Regions from separate parts of the Homo sapiens genome. Here region 1 is linked to region 2. A link is an interaction called in ENCODE POLR2A ChIA-PET data of the cell type or tissue named here. Cell type or tissue: MCF 10A. All regions are shown on one strand. Each heading gives the region's core, and the rest is flanking DNA. Links, peaks and the distances in the headings are about the cores only. Region 1 has its middle 10 kb from the start of KHDRBS1. Region 2 overlaps PTP4A2 (protein tyrosine phosphatase 4A2).

Region 1 (10,660 bases), core at 1,749-9,748, 99 kb after region 2:
CTGTCCTGTCAAAAGAAGTATCTCAAGATGGGTGCAGTGGCTCACACCTATAATCCCAGCACTTCAAGAGTCTGAGGTGGGAGGATCGCTTGAGCCCAGGAGTTTGAGACCAGCCTGGGCAACCTGGCAAAACCTGGTCTCTACAAAAAATACATAAATTAGCTGGGCATGGTGGTGGGTGCTTATAGTTGTAGCTGTTCAGAGGGGCTGAGCTGGGAGGATCACTTGAGCCCAGGAGGTCAAGGTTGCCATGAGCCAAGATCGCACCACTGCACTCCAGCCTCGGGGACAGAGTGAGACCCCATCTCAAAAAAAAGAAAAAAGGTATTTTAGAGTCATAAGTGCCCTAGTGAGCTTGGCACAGGTAGTGAACTGCTGTCCCAAGAAATGCAGACCAACCATGCTGATAAGGTATCCATTTTATACACATCCTCCCCAGAGCTTAGGGACAAGCCTAGTGAGTCAGCTTATTGGATCACACAATCAACTGACTGGTCCCAAGCTTTGAAAAATTAGATTTTCCAAAAGTTCATTTAAAAAATGTAGGCCGGGCGCAGTGGCTCACGCCTGTAATCCCAGCACTTTGGGAGGCTGAGGCGGGCAGATCACAAGATCAGGAGATGGAGACCATCCTGGCTAACACGGTGAAACCCCGTCTCTACTAAAAATACAAAAATTAGCTGGGCATGGTGGCAGGCGCCTGTAGTCCTAGCTAATTGAGAGGCTGAGGCAGGAGAATGGCATGAACCCAGGAGGCAGAGCTAGCAGTGAGCCGAGATTGTGCCATTGCACTCCAGCCTGGGTGACAGAGCGAGACTCCATCTCAAAAAAAAAAAAAAAAACTTAAAGTAGGCCTCAAGTCTCTTTACTACACTCTACCTCTGGGCTGTGGCCTCACTGATGATAGGATGTAAGTGGTCTCAGGCAGTTTTTCGGGTAGTCCTTTTCCGATACTCAGAGACTAAAAACATCTTGATTTTTCCCTCCTTTGTTCCTTTTCACCTAGGTAGGAAGTGGGCATGGTAGCTCACACCGGAAATCCCAGCACTCTGGAAGGCCAAGGCAGGTGGATCATTTGAGGTCAGGAGTTCGAGACCAGTTTGGCCAACATGGTGAAACCCTGTCTCTACTAAAAATACAAAAATTAGCCGGACATGGTGGTGCACACCTGTAGTCCTAGCTACTCAGTAGGACCAATATGCTCTCTTCTTTATCAACACTGAGTATAATATCAGATTCAAAGTTTCAGCTCAGCAGTTGATTGTTAAGACTGACTTGAGAGTAGGGAGAAAGGCAGGTGAGAGTTGGGCAGGCCCAACCATGAACCATGTCATTCCACTGCTGAAAAACCTTTGAATGCCTTTCCTATGCAAACTTAAGAGGCTTATAAGAATAAAATAGGCCAAGCACGGTAGATGGCCAGGTGCAGTGGCTCACGCCTGTAATCCCAGCACTTTGGGAGGCTGAGGCAGGCAGATCACCTGAGATCAGGAGTTTGAGACCAGCCTGGCCAACATGGCAAAACCCTGTCTCTACTAAAAATACAAAAATTAGCTGGGCGTGGTGGTGGGTGCCTGTAATCCCAGCTATTTGGGAGACTGAGGCAGGAGAATCACTTGAACCCAGGAGGCGGAGGAGGTTGCAAGGAGCCGAGATCACACCACTGCACTCCACCCTGGGTGACAAGAGCGAAACTCTGTCTCAAAAAAAAAAAAAAAAAAAAAAAGAATAAAATAAACTTAGACCAATCTCTTTTTTAACAGGATATAAACCCCTAAGATAGGTAGGTCCTCTGAACTACAGGTAGGTCCTCAAACAACCAAGTTCTCTCTTCGCTCTACAACCTCTCATGTGTCTGGGATGCGCTTCTCCAGCCCTTTACCTGGCTAACTCCTGAGGTCCTTTAAGTTCAGCCTAGATGACACCTCCTCCAGGAAGCATTCCTTAACCTGAGACTGGGTTAGGTGACCCTCCTCTGTACTCCTATAACACCTTGTACTTAATCTTATTCTTATTATTTTACCCACTCTGCTCTGCAACTGCCAGTGTATTTATCTGTGTTGCCCCCCGCAATCATCAGTATCCTGAGGATAGGAACCCACATCTTATTCACCATTATATCCTTAGCCTCTAGCATAGTTCTGGCACATAGTAAATGCTCAATAAGTAAATATTTGTTGCATATTTAGTGTAGTAGTCTCCTAATTGGTCCTCATGGTTTCGTTTTTCTCCCAATTTCTACACAACAGCTAGAGAAAGCTCAGCACAGCCTACAAGGCCATGCAGCATTGTGACCCTACCTACCTCACCCACCTCATTTCTACCTGCTTGTGCTCACTGTCTTCCCCAGCCATACGGCCTTTCTTTTTTTTCTTAGAATTCACTTCACCAGTACCTGTCTTAGGGTAGCTGCACTCGCTGCACCGTTTGTCCAGAGAGCTCTTCCCCTAGTACTTGCCATGGCTGGCTTCTTCTCCCCGATCAGGAACCCCCGAGAGAGACCTTCCTGGACCATCCTACTTAAAGTAGCAACCCATCCCTTCTCAGTCACTCTATCACAGTATCTTGTTTTATCTTTTTTTTTTTTTTTTTCTGAGACTAGGTGTGCACCACCGCTCCCAGCTACATTTTGTATTTTTAATAGAGACGGGGTTTCACCATGTTGGCCAGGCTGGTCTCAAACTCCTGACCTCGGGTGATCTGCCCACCTCAGTCTCCCAAAGTGCTGGGATTACAGGCATGGGCCACCACACCTGGCCATTTTATCATCTTTCTAGAACTTATTTCTACCCTGTTTACTTGGTGTTTATCTGTCTCCCCTATGTAGAAAGCAGCACAAAAGCAGGAACCCTGTCTATCCTGTTTACCGCTTACCCCACATCCAGTACAATGGCTGGCATCTATTCGGTAGGTATGTAATAAATATTCATTGAATGAATTAATGCATGCATGCCTCATGAATGGAGCAAATGCTGCCTTCGAAGTAGTCACCTTGGGCGGGTGTGTCTATCCTTGCTCTGACAGTGCCATATTGCTCAAAGGTATTTTGGGGCCTTATCTTTTAGAACTGACTTCAGGATCACTTCAAAAGTTACACAAGCTCTTAGACAAGATGGCATGAAGAAAAAAGTTACAGAAGAAAACTAGATTCACAGCTGGGCATGGTGGCTTATATCTGTAATCCCAGCACTTTGGGAGGCTGAGGCAGAGGGTCGCTTGAGTCCAGGAGTTAAAGAACAGCCTGGTCATGGCAGTGAAACCCCATCTCTACAAAAGAAACAAATTTAAATTAACTGGGCATGATGGTACGTGCCTGTTGTCCCAGCTACTGGGAAGACTGAAGCAGGAGGATCGCTTGAGCTCAGGAGTTTGAGGCTGTGAGCCATGATTGTGCCACTGTACTCAGCCTGGGCAACAGAGTGAGACCTTGTCTCAAAAATAAAAAATAAATAAAATTTGTCACCTGTGTCAATATTTTGAAGAATAAACTTTAGGCTCTAAAGGGAATTTGCAAAGGGAAATTCAGGCACCTCTCATTCTGATGTGTAAGTTCTCCAGTGTTATGTTACTTCTAAAAGATCATCTTGTTTTACAGTGAAACTTCTTTTTTCTTTAAGACAAAGTCTCGCTCTGTCACCCAGGCTGGAGTGCAGTGGTGCGATCTTGGCTCACTGCAACATCTGCATCCTGGGCTTAATTGATTCCCCTGCCCCAGCCTCCCCAGTAGCTGGGATTACAGGTGCACGCCACCATGCCCTACTAATTTTTGTATTTTTAGTAGAGACGAGGTTTCACCATGTTGTTCAGGCTGGTCCTGAACTCCTGACCTCAGGTGATATGCCTGCCTTGGCCTCCCAAAGTGCGGGAAGTGAAACTTTATACACTAAGACAACAGCGTTTTCACTTTTGGACTGCTTTCTCATTTTAGTGATTTTTGAAACAGTTCCATTGTGAATAATTCAATTTCTAGGAAAAAAAAACACAATGGTATTTACGTTAGAAGGCATCTCAGGGTCTAAACAATTGCTTCCTTCTCTCCTACAAGAATCACTCCAATCTGATAACTTTGCTATTCTCAAGCATCTCACAGATTCTCACCAGTTTGTGCCCCTCTTTCTGTTCTTTCCTCTGACAAAATAGACCTTCTATCCTTTACCCCAGTCCCTAGTAAAATTGTATTCTTCTTTCTAGGCCCTGCTCAAACATTTGCCTTCCAGAATTCCCACCCCATCTAAACTTCCTTCAGAATTAATTCCATTATTTGCCGGGCATGGTGACTCACGCCTGTAATCCCAACACTTTGGGTGGCCAAAGTGGGTGGATCACTTGAGGTCAGGAGTTCAAGACAAGCCTGGCCAACATGGCAAAACCTGGTCTCTCCTAAAAATACAAAAATTAGCCAGGCGTGGTGGCGCATGCCTGTAATCCCAGCTACTTGGGTGGCTGAGGCATGATAATCACCTGAAGTTAAGGTTGCAGTGAGCTGAGATCACACCACTGCACTCCAGCCTGGGCAACAGAGCGAGAGTGTTTCAAAAAAAAAAAAAAAAAAGAATTAATTCCATCATCCCCTTACTTCCCACTTCCCACACCAGCTAGTATAAGCACCATGAGGGCAGGTGCAATATCTGTCTTTTTCATGACTATGTCCCCAGGACTGAGCACAGTGTCTGGCACATGGTACATGTTCAAAATATATTTGTTAAATGAATAAATGCTTCTCCATTCTATTATCTTGCATATATTACTTAGTTGTTGTTGTTGTTGTTGTTGTTTTTGAGATGGAGTCTCGCTCTGTCGCCCAGGCTGGAGTGCAGTGGGCATGATCTCGGCTCACTGCAACCTCCAGGTCCCAAGTTCAAGCGATTCTCCTGTCTCAGCCTCCCATGTAGCTGGGACTGCAGGCACCTGCCACTACACCCGGCTAATTTTTGTATTTTTAGTAGAGATGGGGTTTCACCATGTTGGTCAGGCTGGTCTCGAACTCCTGACCTCAGGTGATCCACCCGCCTCGACCTCCCAAAGTGCTGCAATTACAGGTGTAAGCCACCGCACCCAGCCTATTATTTAGTTCTTTAAATGCCTTCCTTTCCCTCAAGACTGCCAGTTTCTTCTACAGTGAGGTCCACAGCTTTACTCATCTTTTATCTCTCTGAGGCATGAAGAGGACAGAGGTGAGCCTGAGCCCAGAAGGTGGCATTTATTTTGCTAAAATTCCAAAGGTTGCTCTCAGATCAGCCAGCATCACAGTGGATTCCTTTGCTTTTATATTCTCTTTGAGCCCAAACTAAGCTTCTAATGTGAAAGGGTGGCCCTAAGTTCTGAATATTATCCCCCTCCCCAGCCCCAGGCCTGAGCCTGACTGAGCCCAAATATAGTGTCCCTTGGGTCTACATATCTCCAAATTGAGGGTGAACTCCCTTCTCTCCCTGGGCTTCTCTGACTGCCATTGCAGTCTCCTCTCCCATTCCACGACCAGAATGATCTAGGACAGGATCACTACCTCAATCAAACGCTTAAAGAGGCAGGCTGGTAGCATAAACGCCTGGGGAGTTAGAGGTAGTGCCATCTAAAGGCAGAAGCTAGTTATTGCTTGGAGGAGTATGAGCCCAGAACTCCTGTACGTCCCTAGAACATCTGATGTTTCAAGAAAAACCAGAAATCCAGAACTTTTTAAAAAATATGAAATCTCCTAATGTTTAAGTATTGGCAACTAATTCAATTTTTTAAAGTTAGGTAGGCCTAATTTTATTTTATTTTATTTTATTTTATTTTATTTTATTTTATTTTATTTTATTTTTTGAGATGGAGTCTCACTGTGTTGCCCAGGCTGGAGTGCAGTGGCACAATCTTGGCTCACTGCAACCTCCACCTCCCAGGTTCAAGCAATTCTCTGCCTCAGCCTCCCAAGTAGCTGGGATTACAGGTGCCTGCCACCACGTCCGGCTAATTTTTGTATTTTTAGTAGAGACGGGGTTTCACCATCTTGGCCAGGTCGGTCCTGACCTTGTGATCTACCCGCCTCGGCCTACCAAAGTGCTGGGATTACAGGCGTGAGCCACTGCGCCCGGCCTAGATAGGCCCAATTTTAAAACATATGGATAGGCTAAATCTAACCTGTGAGCTGTGGTGTTCTTCCCTCCTTTCCGCGTCTGACCACGTTATCTCACTGTTCTCCACTGGCACTCTATCTCCTTATCTGAGCATCAAGACTCAGACTACCTTTTTTTTTTTTTGAGACGGAGTCTCGCTCTGTCACCCAGGCTGGAGTGCAGTGGCGCGATCTTGGCTCACTGCAAGCTCCGCCTCCCGGGTTCACGCCATTCTCCTGCCTCAGCCTCCTGAGTAGCTGGGACTACAGGCGCCCGCCACCGCGCCCGGCTAATTTTTTTTGTATTTTTAGTAGAGACGGGGTTTCACCATGTTAGCCAGGATGGTCTCAATCTCCTGACCTCGTGATCCACCCGCCTCCGCCTCCCAAAGTGCTGGGATTACAGGCGTGAGCCAGCCCGCCCGGCTCAGACTACCTTTTGGCCTTATCTCCTGCCATCTTCCATGAGCCCCTCCCCACTCATCCAAATCTAGCTCATATCCCGCAACTTGCCATTCCAGGGACCCACACCAAGTTTTGTAAAGTTTTGTTGTCTTTGCATGTGCTGTTCCTATTGATATTCATTGAGTCAACAAATATTTACTGATCAGCCAATCCAGACCAGCACTGTGCTGGGGACATAACCTTAAACACCAGAAACAAAGTTCCTGCTCTCATAGAGCTTACATTTGAGTTGCAGAGATGGAGGTTACTCAAATAATCACAAAGAGGTAAATTTTTGTGTGGTTTTTTTTTTTTTTTTTTTGAGATGGGGTATCACTCTGTCACCCAAGATGGAGTACAGTGGCATGAGCTCGGCTCACCGCAACCTCCACCTCCTGGGCTCAAGCAATCCTCCCACCTTAGCCTCCCAAGTAGCTGGGACCACAGGCTCACATCACTACACCCAGTGAATTTTTTTTTTTTTTTTTTTTTGGTAGAGACAGGGTTTCGCCATGTTGCCCAGGCTGGTCTCGAACTCCTGAGCTCAAGTAATCCACCCACCTTGGCCTCCCAAAATGCTGGGATTACAGGAATGAGCCACCACATCCAGCCCCAAAGAGGTAAATTTAAAAGGTGCTGTTTTAGGAAGGAGCCATGAAAGCATGTAACAAAGGGAGCTAAGCCAATCTGCACTAGGGGGCCTGGACACCTTCCCTGAAGAAGTGGCAATTGACTATATCGGAAGAATATATAGGAATTACAGTAGCTAAAGAAAAGAGGAGTAGCTAAAGAAAGAAAAGACAAGGGACTGGATTGGAGGAAGGGGGACAGTGATTGGAGTTTTAAGCTAAGGAACCAGAATGGGTGTGGTCGAGAGGAAGCAGGAGTCTGGCTTATTTGAGGAACTGAAAAAGGCCAGGGTTGCTAAGCACAGGAACCAGGGAGGAGAATGGCATGAGATGAGGTAAGAAAGCCATGTGTAGCTGGGCACAGTAGCACCTGTAGTCCCAGCTACTTGGGAGGCTGAGGAAGGAGGATCATTTGAGGCCAGGAGTTGGAGGCTGCAGTGAGCTATGATGGCGCCACTGCATTCCAGCCTGGGCAATACAGTGAGACCCGATCTCTATAAAAAAAGAAAAGAAAGGCATACAGGTAGGGGCAGGTCAAACATGTTAACAGGACTCAGGTCTTTATCCTAAAGGCAATAGGAAAAATACTATTCTGGCTTCTGGGTTGAAAATAGAAAAGGGGAAAAGGAGTGGAAGTAGGGGACCAGGTCAGAGGTGGCAGAAGTTCAAGAGAGGCATTATGGCACTTCAGCTGGAGGCAGAGGCAGGGGAGACAGAGAAATGTGGATGGGATTTTCAGTATTTATGAGGTAAGCAACAAAGGACTTAAGAATGGTTTGTATGTGGTGGGGGTAGAGTGATGAGGCAGAGGAGGGAAGTCAGAACAAGTCTCAGATATCCAGGGTGTGCAGTGAGTTAGGGGTGCTGTTCCCTAAGATACAGACACTGAGGAGGAGCAGGTCAGTGGCAAAGGGCAGAGTGGGAGTTTGTTTGTTTATTTATTTATTTATTTTGAGACAGTCTTTCTCTGTAACCCAGGCTGGAGTGCAGTGGTGCGATCTCGGCTCACTGCAACCTCCACCTCCCAGGTTCAAGCAATTCTCCTGCCTCAGCATCCCGTGTAGCTGGGATTAAAGGCAGGTGCCACCACACCTGGCTAATTTTTGTAGTTTTAGTAGAGACGGGGTTTTGCCATGTTGGCCAGACTCGTCTCGAACTCCTGACCTCAGCTGATCCACCCACCTCAGCCTCCCAAAGTGCTGGGATTGGGAGCCACTGCGCCCAGCCTATCTATTTATTTATTTTTGAAATGGAGTTTCACTCTTGTTGCCCAGGCTGGAGTGCAATGACGCGATCTTGGCTCACTGTAACCTCCACCTCCCAGGTTCAAGCGATTCTCCTGCCTCAGCCTCCCAAATAGCTGGGATTACAGGTGCCCGCCACCATGCCTGGGTAATTTTTATTTTTTATTTATTATTATTATTATTATTATTTTAGATGAAGTCTCGCTCTGTCGCCCAGGCTGGAGTGCAGTGATGCAATCTCGGTTCACTGCAACCTCCACCTCTTGGGTTCAAGCGATTCTCCTGCCTCAGCCTCCCGAGTAGCTGGGATTACTGGCGCCCACAACCACACCTGGCTAATTTTTGTATTTTTAGTAGATATGGGGTTTCACCATGTTGGCCAGGCTGGTCTAAAAACTCCTGACCTCAGGTGATCTGCCTGCCTTGGCCTCCCAAAGTGCTGGGATTGCAGATGTGACCCACTGCACCTGGCAAGCAGCTCACTTTCTGGTTAGCAGGACAGGCAGGAAAAAAAAAAAAAAGATGATTATAATGCAAACATCACACAAGCCTCAGTGGTCTGTGGATTCAAACAAAGCCACGTGAATGCTAATCATCCCAAGTTCCTGTTCTTGCCCCAGCAAAGTCTCCTTCAAGTATTTCTGGGATTTCTCTAGGGACTTTTCACACAAGGCTATCACTGGTCACATCAGCCTTGCTCTGATCCCCTCTGCCCCTACCAAAGGTGCCTACTGTGGGAGTGCCTGATGACCCTGTGGGCAGGACTCAGACTATTATGAGGGTGGCAAAGGGCAAGCCTCAAAGTGAGTGACTCCTTCAAATCTGCGGGCCCCATGTTCTCTTTCTGCGCTGGAGCAGGCCGGAGAGAGGAAAAGTTCCATGAAAGGGGAGCTGGGCCCAGAGCAGCACCGCTAATGCCTGCAGTTTGGGTTCTACTGGGGACATGTTGAGTTTGAGGAGCCTCTGAGACATCCAGATGAGGATGTCAGGGATGCAATTGGCTTTCTGGATTTGGAATTCAGAAGTTTGAGTTGGAGATCTGAATTCCAGAGCTGTAAACATGGAGGAAGGAGTACCGGCACAGGACCAAGCTTTGCTGAACTCCCAACATTTAAATGCCCTGGCCCTCCCTCCACCTGGCCACTTCCCAAATACTCAGCTTTCCTACCTCATCTGGGCAGTTGGTCAGTCACTCTCTCCTGTGCATACCTATGTGTCTCTGCACAGTCTTCTATTACAACACCTTTCATTCTACATGGCAACTTGATTTACATATTTGTCTCCTTGAGAGTAGGGACTTTCTCTTAATGTTGAATTTTGGTCTCCCCATCTCCTTCCCCTTCCCTCCACATATTTGGCACCAAGTAGGTGTTTAAAATTGAACAAATGAACTACACTTTTTTTCTTTTCCTTTCTTTTCTTTTTCTTTTTCTTTTCTTTTTTTTTTTTTTTTTTTTGACAGTCTCGCTGTGTCACCCAGGCTGGAATGCAGTGGTGTGATCTCGGCTCACTGCAACCTCCATCTCGTGGGTTTCAGCAATTCTCTGCCTCAGCCTCCCGAGTAGCTGGGATTACAGACACCCACCACCACGCCCAACTAATTTTTGTATTTTTAGTAGAGACGGGGTTTCACCATCGTGGCTAGCCTGGTCTTGAACTCCTGACTTTGTGATCCACCAGCCTCAGCCTCCCAAAGTGCTGGGATTACAGGCATGAGCCACCGCGCCACCTGAACTACACTCTTGGAAGAGAAACTCTCCTGCCCAGGGCTGGGGCCTTTTGTCTCCTGGGAACTGGCTGCAATGCAGGAGAGGTAGATGGGGCCTGCAGATCTCCCACCTGCTGAGATCACACAGGTCAGGAGCTCTAGGCAAGTTTCAGTCCTTCTAGTCATTCCCGTAGGGATTCATGTGAAAGTGAAAGTCTGCAGTAGGGTACTCAATAAATGTGTGTGGTGATCATAACAATGGCCAATATTGCTTATGAAGTACCTACTAATTGCCAGCCTCTGTGCTAAGTGCTTTATAGATACTATCATGTTAACCCTGTATGTGTTAACCCTAACAGCCCTGGGGCAGGCATTGTTATATCCTCTGTTTTTGGTTTGTTTGTTTGTTTGTTTGTTTTGAGACAGAGTCTTGCTCTGTCGCCCAGACTGGAGTGCAGTGGCGCGATCTCGGCTCACTGCAACCTCCGCCTCCCAGGGTCCAACGATTCTCCTGCCTCAGGTTCCCGAGTAGCTGGGATTACAG
Region 2 (10,627 bases), core at 2,628-10,627:
GCCACCACGCCCGGCCCAGGCCCAGATTCTAATACTGCCCCTGCCACCAACTTGCTATTACTTCACCTCCTGATTTTCTCATTTATAAAATGGGATTAGCAATGATGAAGCCTATGTAGTAGCCTATGAAGATTAAATTAGATCATGCACATGAAATTCTGAGCACAGTAGTACTCAACAGATGATGGCCAGTATTATCATTTTATTTCTCTATCTTCCTGACTGCCAGACCCCAAAACAGCAAAGGAAACAGAAGTAACATGGCTAATATCACACTTCTGTTAACCTGTTTGGGGTGGTTAGCAGGGTTGCAAGTAGTGAAGAGGATTCTATTTACTTTCATGTGCAAGTGTGATCTGTGGAGAAAATAAGAGGTAGGGGCGGTTTTACAAATCTTTCCCATGGCCAGATATCCCTGTAAATTAATCCTTTGAAATTAGCATGTAGGCCAGGTGCGATGGCTCACTCCTGTAATCTCAGCACTTTGGGAGGCCGAGGCAGGCAGATCACGAGGTCAGGAGATCGAGACCACCCTGGCTAACATGGTGAAACCCCGTCTCTACTGAAAATACAAAAACTTAGCCGGGTGTGGTGGCGGGCGCCTGTAGTCTCAGCTACTCGGGAGGCTGAGGCAGGAGAATGGCGTGAACCCGGGAGGCAGAGCTTGCAGTGAGCTGAGATCGTGCCACTGCATCCAGCCTGAGCAACAGAGCGAGACTCCGTCTCAAAAAAAGAAAAAAGAAACAAAGAAAGAAATTAGCATGTAGATATGCTGGATACCTTTTCATGTAGATCTGGGATCTGGTGGCTAAAAGGAAAGAATCTTCTACCCCATCCATCCGCTGCTCCCTTAGTTAAGGCCCCAACACTTCTGTCCTGAACTGCTGCAACTATCATCCACCCACCATCCATAAATGTCTCTCAGCTTCTAGTCTCTCCAATTCATTCTCATTCCTTCAGCTGATATTTGTTGCATGCATAGTACAAATCAGGAACTGGGTTTACATAACAGGTACGGTCTCTGATTTAAGGAGCTCCTTGAATAACTTTCTGAGAATAGATCTGACCACGTAGCTGCTGTGCTTACCAACCTTCATGGCTCCCCACCGCCCAAAGCGGATTCACAACTAGAGACTGATTCAGAATGATCTGGGTGGTACCTGGACGTGGACATTTTTAATAAACCACATAGTTGAATCTGATGTCTTCTCCAGATTGAGAAATGATCAATAAAGTTTCAAATTTCTTTCTTTCTGCCACCTCTGCCTCCTGGGCTCAGGCAATCCTCCCACCTCAGCCTCCCAAGTAGTTGGGACTACAGGTATGCACCACCATGCCTGGCTAATTTTTGTATTTTCTGTAGAGATGGGGTTTCACCATGTTAGCCAGGCTGGTCTCAAACTCCTGAGCTCAAGCAATCACTATCTGAAAATAGATTACTAATTTGTGTACCTGTTTATTCTCTGTCTTCTCCAGTAGAATGTAAGCCCTACCAGGGCAGAGCGTGTTTCTTGTTTCCCACTATATCCTCAGTGCCTAGAATAGTGTATAGGATGTAGCATAAATCACCACTCTACCTATAGGAGCTTCAGTCACAGCATTTAACATGCTATTTGTATAATCCCTTCTAGTCAAGGCTCTCTTGGTTATTAAGAAACTGACTCAAGCTATTTTAAACAAGGGGCGAGGGAAGGGACAGAAACCATCGAAAGGACTTCAGGGGACGACGTGCAGCTGGGCTTTATGAAAAAGAACTCTGAATTCAGGGGCATTGCTCCCCTAATCCCAGGCCACAGTCTCTTCTCTCTGCTCCCCTGGGCTGCTTCTCCGTCCTCCTTCCTCTGTCCTATGTCTACTCGTCTCACATATGACCCAACATACACATGGCCCTACTGGCCCCTCACATCCAAGAGTCTACCTCAGTTGAAATTGAGAATCTGGGCTGGGCACGGTGGCTCACGCCTGTAATCTCAGTACTCTAGGAGGCTGAGGCAGGTGGATCACTTGAGGTCAGGAGTTCGAGACCAGCCTGGCTAACATGGTGAAACTTCATCTCTACTAAAAATACAAAAATTAGCCAGGCCTCGTGGCATACACCTGTAGTCCCAGCTACTTGGGAGGCTGAGGCAGGAGAATCGCTTGAACCCGGGAGGCAGAGGTTGCAGTGAGCAGAGATCACACCACTGCACTCCCACCTGGGCAGCAGAGCAACACTACATCTCAAAAAAAAAAAAAAACGAGAATCTGCTGGCCAATGTCAGCAGTTGAGTCAACTGTCTATCCCTGATCCAATCATCTATGGCCTCGGGGGTAGACGGGGAGGTACAAGGAAGGGGTGTCTAGTACCTCTTCTACTCTGATGACAACCAAACCTGCCTAGCACAAATCCAAACCCTCCAGAGAGACCAAATCTTGCCCCTTCTCCCAAAAATACCATGCTCTTTCATACTTCCACTGCCTTGTATTATTTCCTCAACCTGAAATGTACTGTCCCCACATCAACCTTTTTTTGTAAGTGTACAACTTAGCAGCATTTAATGCAGTCACACTGTTATGCAACCATCACCACTGTCTAATCCCAGAACACTTTTATCACCACAGAAAGAAACCCTGTCCCCGCCCTAGCCCATGTAACCGTAATGTCTTCATTTCCCTTGTATATATGTAGAATTGAAAATTGTACATATTGGAATTGCTGGGTCATATGGCAAGTGTTTAACTTTTTGAGAAACTGCCAAACTGTTTTTCAAAAGTGACTGCACCATCGCTTTATATTATTACCAGCAATGTATAAAGGTTCCAACTTCTTCATACCCTTCCCAAGACTTGTTATGGTCCATCTTTTTTATGATAGCCATTCTGATGGATGGAACATGCTATCTCATTGTGTATCAACCTTTTCTATCTCATCCTTCAAAATCCAGCTCAAACATGCCCACTGCAGCATCTCCTGATGTGCTCCAGGGCAGTTTTAGTTACCCCCTAGTATCACAGTACCATAATTCGTCTATGTCTCTATCCATACCCATTCATTCAGTATCCACTGAGCACCTGCTGCATGCCAAGCACTATTTGAGGTGCTGAAGATACGGTGAACGAAACACAAAACAAAAAACAGCTATGCCTTTGTTGAGCTTATATTTTGGTGGGGGAAACAAATAATTAAAAGGTCGAGGCCGGGTGCAGTGGCTCACACCTGTCTGCAATCCCAGCACTTTGGGAGGCCGAGGCAGGCGTATCACCTGAGGTTGGGAGTTTGAGACCGGCCTGATCAACATGGAGAAACCCTGTCTCTACTAAAAATACAAAATTAGCTGGACGTGGTGGCACATGCCTGTAATCCCAGCTACTTGGGAGGCTGAGGCATGAGAATTGCTTGAACCCAGGAGGCGGAGTTTGCAGTAAGCCAAGATGGCACCATCACACTCCAGCCTGGGCAACAAGAGTGAAACTTTAAAAAAAAAAAAAAAAAAAAAAAAAAGAAGCTTGTGAGATGGTGGTAAGTATTACAGAGGACACTAAAGCTTAGTGGGACAAATAGGGTGGCCATGGAAAGCTTCACTCAAGCTAACATTTGAGCAAGAATTAAAGTTAAGTTTCCACTATGACACATCAGTGAGAGATGAGAGGGAGGTATTGGATATGGGTCTAGAATCCAGAGAATAGAGTCCAGGGAGATAGAACAGAAGTGTAGAAGCTAATGAGGAACCAGAAACCGAAACTGAGGTGTGGCAACTAAACTAGGTGAAAACTCAGGAGTGTAGTGTTCTAGAGGCAAAAACCTGTATTCGTTTTCTATTGGTGCTATAATAAATTATCTCAAACATTGTGGCTGAAAACAACACAGATTTACCCTACAGTTCTGTAGAAATCCTACATGCAACCAAAATCAAGGTGTTAGCAGGCTAAGTTCCTTCTTGGAGGCTGTTGGGCGAATCTGTTTCCTTGCCTTCTCCAGGTTCGAGGCTGCCGTCACTCCTTGGCTCCTGGCCCCTTCCCTCCACCTTCAAATAAATCTCTGATCCTTCTATCCTAGACACATCTCCCTCTGACCTCAGCTAGGAAAGGTTCTCTGCTTTTCGGATCCATGCTATTAGATCAGGCCTACCAAGATAATCCAAGATATTCTTCCCATCTCAAAATTCCGAACTTAATCACACCCACAAAGTCCCTTTGACATGTAGGATAACATTCACAGGTTCCAGGGATTTAGAACCTGGACATTTGAGGGGGGGTTAGGGGAGAAGGGCATTATTTTCCTACATGCAAATGAAGCATTTCAAAGAGGAAGTGGTCAACTGTACCATATGCTGACATGTCAAAGAAGTTATGAAGGTGGGCACAGTGGCTCATGCTCATCATCTCAGCGCTCTGGGAAGCGGAGGCAGGGGGATCATTTGAGACCAGGAGCTCAAGACCAGCCTGGGCAACATAAAAAGACTATGTTTTGGCCAGGCACGGTAGCTCACGCCTGTAATCCCAGCACTTTGGGAGGCCGAAGTGGAGGGATCACTTGAGGTCAGGAGTTCAAGACCAGCCTGGCCAACATGGTGAAACTCCATCTCTACTAAAAATACAAAAATTAGCTGGGCGTGGTGGCACGTGCCTGTAGTCCCAGCTACTTGGGAGGCTGAGGCAGGAGAATTGCTTAAACCCAGGAGGTAGAGATTGCAGTGAGCCGAGATCGCGCCACTGCACTCCAGCCTGGGCCACAGAGCAAGACTCCATGTCCTAAATAAATAAATAAATAAAGGCTATGAAGACTATGTCTCTCCAAAAAAAAAAAAAAAAAAAAATTTTTTTTTTTGAGACAGAGTTTCGCTCGTCACCCAGGCTGGAGTGCAATGGCACGATTCTCCTGCCTCAGCCTCCCGAGTAGCTGGGACTACAGGCATGCATCACCCTGCCTGGCTAATTTTGTATTTTTAGAAGAGACGGGGTTTCGCCATGTTGGCCAGGCTGGTCTCGAACCCCTGGCCTCAGGTGATCCGCCCGCCTCGGCCTCCCGAAGTGCTGGGATTACAGATGTGAGCCACCACACCCAACCAAAAAATTTTAATTAGCTGGGCACAGTGACATGCACGTGTAGTCCTAGCTACTCAGGAGGCTGAGGTAGGATCGTTTGAGCCCGAGTTCAAGGTTACGGTGAGCTATGATCATGCCACTACACTCCAGCCTGGGTGACAAAACAAGACCCTCAAAAAAAAGTTATGAGAATTGACCATCGATCGGGGTGATCCTTTTTTTTTTTTTTTTTTTTTTTTTTTTAGACAGTCTTACTCTGTTGACCAGGTAGGAGCACAGAAGCATAATTTTGGCTCACTGCAACCTCTGCCTCCCAGGTTCAAGCGATTCTCGTGCCTCAGCCACCCAGAGTAGCTGGGATTACAGGCGTGTGCCACCACATCCAGCTAATTTTGTATTTTCAGTAGAGACGGGGTTTCACCATGTTGGGAGGCTGGTCTTGAACTCCTGGCCTCATGTGATCTGTCTGCCTTGGCCTCCCAAAGTGCAGGCATGAGCCACTGCACCCAGCCTCTGGCGATCTTTAACACGGGCTGTTCTGTGGAGTCAAAATCCTCATTGGTGCAAGCTCAAAGGAGAGAAGTAGAGAGCATAGATAGATAATTCTCAACTTGTACTAGAGAAGAGCAAAGAAGCGGGATGACAGCTGAAGGGGCAGATGCGGGGTCAAACAAGGATTTTTTTAAAATATGGAATACTAGCATGTTTATAAGCTCATGGGAATGATCTAGTAGGGGGAAAAGTTAATGAGCAGGACAGAGAAGGAAAATGGCTACACCTCTGGGCCCTTTGAACAGGTTAAGGGATGGAATTTAGCACACAAGTGGAAGAGCTTGCCTTAAATAGGGCAAGGACAGGCCGGGCAGTGGCTCATGCCTGTAATCCCAGCACTTTGGGAGGCCAAGGTAGGCAGATCATGAGGTCAGGAGTTTGAGACCAGCCTGACCAATATGGTGAAACCCCGTCTCTACTAAAAATACAAAATTTAGCTGGGCTTGGTGGCATGTGCCTGTAATCCCTGCTACTCAGGATGCTGAGGCAGGAGAATCGCTTGCTCCCGGGAGGCGGAAGTTGCAGTGAGCTGAGATTGCGCCACTGTACTCCAGCCTGGGTGACAGAGCAAGACTCAGTCTCAAAAAAAAAAAAAAAAAAATTGGGCAAGGACAGTCTGCCTATAGTAACTAAAAGACAGTAGCACAGATGCAGGTGGGTGAGTAGATGTGATGGGAGGAGCTTGTGAAAATTTTATTTCTAAGTTTTAAAAAGTCATAAGCTGAGAGGATGGCAAAGGTGTTAAAAATTTAAGAGAAAGTGTAAATGGGATAGAGAAATGTACTAGGATTGAGAGGTTTTGAGGCTCATGTGAGGTCATAGCTTTAGTTTTCAAGACAGGGTCTCACTATGTTGCCCAGGATGGAGTGCAGTGGCTGTTCACGGGCACAATCATTTCACAATGTAGCCTCAAAACTCCTGGGCTCAAGTGATTCTCTTGCCTCAGCCTCCTGAGTAACTGAGACTTAATAGGCGCGTACCACCTGGCCCGGGGAGGTCATGACCTTAGAGAGACTGAATCAGCATGTTCAGTTGTGTAAGTACTTAAGTGCACAGAAAGTGGAGTACTGAACTTAACCAAAAATGGATTTTAGCCAGGGAAGTACAATGCAACAAGAGATGGGGCAAGGCTGAAAAGCTGATTGTCACAGTGCATCACAGAACCTAAGCTAGGTAATGAAGGACATGAAGAAGTGAAAAGAGGTGAAGAGAAGTGGCAGGATCAATGAATTCTGAGACTCGTCTCGCTGTCACCCAGGATGAAGTGCAGTGGCACAGTATCAGGTCACTGCAACCTCAGCCTCCCATGTTCAAGCAATCCTCTCACTTCAGCCTCCCGAGTAGCTGGGACTGTAGTCCAGATGGTAGTGCGCCACGACACCCAGTTACTTTTTGTATTTTTTGTCAAGTTGGGGTTTGGCCATGTTGCCCAGGCTGTGGATCAATGATCTATAAATAGTACTATAACCACCCACTGTAACTGTTTTATGTCTACATATCTGACACCCCCTCCAGACTGAGGTACTCCAAAGTGAAATGAGTGTCGTATCTTTTCCTAGTATCTGAGCATGTTGTTACCTGGGTGGATGGATGCTTACCCATAGTGAAAGGGAAATTCCACACTCCCAAATCCTGATATATTAATACAGAGCTGTTACTTCCTCATTGTTCTTTAATACGAATTCAAGTACAAAGTTGCAATGCTTCACCAAAACCTATGGTATAAATAAGCTGGGTGCAGTGAGAGACTACTCAGAATGGCCATAGTATATGCGATTATTGACTCTGTGAATAGCCACTGCACTCCAGCCTGGGAAGCACTACACGACTCTGTCTCTAAAAAATAATAATCTATGGTATAAACCAAGCCTTTGACAAGATGCTGAATTCCTACAGGGTTGTATACAAGAACTGAACCAGAAAATGTACTAGATGTATCCCAGCTATGGTTAAGTTGGCTCTTCCTGAACACCTCAGTGACATAAAATCTTTGAATTTCCAAGCCTCTATTTTACCTCCTTGCAGTAAACTAGCAGGACCCAAAACAGTCCTTGAAAATAGCAGGCAAAGAAAGGGGAACAGATGTAAGTGAAATTTTGGTTTTGTTGTTGTTGTTTTGGGACAGGGTGTCTGTCACCAAGGCTGGAGTATAGTGGCATGATCACAGCTCACTACAGCCTCAACCTCTTGGGCTCAAGTGTTCCTCTCACCTCAGCCTCCCAAGTAGCTGAGACTGCAAGCACACACCACCATGCCCAGCTAATTATTAAACATTTTTTTTTTGTAGAGATGGACTCAACACATTACCCAGGCTGGTCTTGAACTCCTGGGGCTCAAGTGATCCGCCTGCCTTGGCCTTCCGAAGTGCTGGGATTATAGGCATGAGCCACTGCACCCAGCTTAAACTCCGCTTTATAAGCACAGACATAAACTCTTGAGGATGGAGGAAAAAAATGCACAAAGAGCGTGTAAAATATGTTTTATTGTTCTTTAAAAGGGTTCAGGGTTTGGTTTTAAATCAGGCTGCACACCTTTCAAATCAATCTGACATCTCTCTATGTCAAACTGGCTTCAGCTAGCAATACTTCATTAAATCGAAAAGAAAAAAATTGCTTTAAGGAAAAAAAATCCAGTTTTAAGAACAATTAACATTAGTCTTTAAAATAAAAGGAGGGCTAATGTTTCATGTTGCTTTATACATCCTTCTCCTCAATACAGAACCAGGAATGTAATTTTCCTAACTCAGGCAGGCACTGATACTGATGGACACTGCGCGTGCACACACACACACACACATACACACACACACACACACACACACACACACACCCCCTCCCCCCAAACAACAAAATTCAGAGTATGTCAAAGGAAAAAGGTTTGTTATTGTATTGATCAAAACCCAGTGGAATCAACACCATCTATCTTAGCTTAGCAGGTATGCTGTTTTGATCTTGAGTCTATATTAATGGAATCTATTGTTGCATTCTGAAATAAAGAATTTTGGATATACCATTATGTTTTAAAGTCCTAGAAACAATTTCGAAAAGCATTATTTTGTTTTGTTTTCTGGGATGGGAGAGGAGAGAATCTACAGATTTGCGTTTAGTTAAAAATCAAAACTCCAGCATAGGAAATAGGCAGTTCACATAGCCGGTCAACATGTGAGGTATCATCAGTGTGAGACAAGGTCCCGGTCTGTTCCTATTGGCCTAGCTGACGCTAACAAAATGGGAGGCTTATGGCTCTGCACAGCAAATTCCAGCAGGACAAGATGACTTTAAGCCCGTATTCAGAGCCCTAGAAGCAGGGCACTACTGAGTACGTAATATTTAGAGGTGAAAATAGTGCAAGAGCCCCTGATGGTGCCCCTCTACCTGCTTTGTCCATGCAGCCTGATCATAACTGCCTTCCACAAAGGAGCAGAAAAACAGCTTTTCTAGATCAGTACACTAAACCCAGCCAAGAATCTGCAAAAATGCTACTACACCGCTTCACAAGCAACACAGTCCCTTCACTACTCATTGGGTTGCACGATGTCTCTCTTCTACCCTGTTATGGCCTGTGGACACATACTCACTAGGCATCATTGTTGGTTTTAAACCAGGGATTTTTTTTTTTTAATCTCAAAAAACCTAGTAATAACAAGGCAATCAGTGGTTAAACTGAACTTTACATATAGGGGGCAGTTTGGAAAACACATACCACAAGCATTTCTCAAGTCGAAAATATGTGAATTTGCTGCTGCTCCTTTGACGGTTCCTGAAAATTCAGAGTACAAGTCCTAAAATAAAAATTTTAAGCTACCAGCATTCTCTGATACTAGACAGAAAATCAGAGTAACGCTACAGCCCACAATTCTACAGGGTGTAAAAAGTACGCTCACTGCCTGGACATCTTTATTGATGGCCTGGAGTCCTCCCTTTTAGAAGACAAGTTTCTGGGATAACCACTTAGCTTCATTGGTTAGGGAAGAGAAGAATTCGACTCTCAGGTAAGTTGAGAAGAGACTCCTCTTAAAATGCCATTTCTCCACTAATTTATCAAAATAAAAACAAAACAAAAGGCTCTTGGCTACTTTGCCTAGTATTAGATAGGGTTTTGAAGAAACTAACATGAACACCCTTTCATCAGTAAAGACTAAAAACCACCTGGAAAATATATATATATATATATATATTATATTATATATATATATATATATATATATATATATATATATATATATATATATATATATATATATATATATCACTGCTGTTTTTTTGGTGTTGTTTTTTGTTTTTTTTTTTTTTTTATCTAAAAGTGCCCAGGTGGGCTTAAGGCTGCCAGACTGCACGCACATCTACAGCAACAAGGGCTTCTATTCCATCTACAACTTGGATCGGGGGAAAAGGGAGATGTAGGAGAGGAAGGAAAAAAGAGGGGAAAAATATACCACCAACCCTCCCCCACAAAAAAAGGGAAAAAAAAAATCCCACCACAGGGAGATCTATGTGCCAAGCATAATGGAAGAGTGTGCTCCCCAAACAGATGGTTTTGCACAGGCTAATGTTCTGCTGGTTTTCCTTAGAGACCTATTTTGAAAAAGTTTAAAAAGACAGGAGATTTCAAAATAATTCAATCCTGGCAGAAATTCAAACTCCAAAACTAGGAGCAAAATCATCCTTCACTGAATTAATTCCTTTTCTCTTTCTCTTTTCTTAAACATTTTATTCATTTTATAGAGAGATTTCTTTTTTGTTTGCTTTTGTTCCAATCATTAGGAGAGTGGTTGAGGAGTACTGAATCCATCACTACTTTGATGACACAGGTAATATTCCAGATTCACATTTCCAGGTACCAAGAGTTCCCTCTAAATGGCACAATCAAGTCAGCCTTCGTTTACATTTCCTTCTACTGAACACAGCAATGCCCATTGGTATCTCTGAAGCGTAATCGCATCTTAGGTCGGTATTTCTCCAAATAAAGCAGCTGTTTGGAATTGAACGCTCCCCTTCTTTTTCTGAAAATACAAGAATGGCAAACTTTATCATGTAAAAAAAGAGCTGTC

Evidence for each region. Peaks named below come from ENCODE experiments on the same cell type or tissue, not always from the same donor. Only the 100,000 strongest peaks of a DNase experiment are listed, where the experiment ranks them.
Region 1: POLR2A ChIA-PET joins it to region 2 with 5 read pairs; 7 of 35 experiments call an interaction of 5 or more read pairs at or near these places.

The regions. Positions count from the first base shown.
Region 1 is chr1:31,998,197-32,008,856 of GRCh38, forward strand. No RefSeq gene overlaps it. Among named protein-coding and RNA genes, the nearest start is that of KHDRBS1, 10 kb to the right of the region's middle. RefSeq lists an enhancer at 10,022-10,581. In MCF 10A, for the core only: a CTCF peak has its summit at 5,551 (motif pointing left); a DNase peak (open chromatin) is centred at 5,565.
Region 2 is chr1:31,898,382-31,909,008 of GRCh38, forward strand. It overlaps PTP4A2 (protein tyrosine phosphatase 4A2), which reads right to left. Exons shown (of 6, transcript NM_080391.4): 6 at 8,040-10,579. The coding sequence ends at 10,471. Among named protein-coding and RNA genes, the nearest start is that of PTP4A2, 35 kb to the right of the region's middle. In MCF 10A, for the core only: no CTCF peak of the experiment used is centred there; a DNase peak (open chromatin) is centred at 6,570.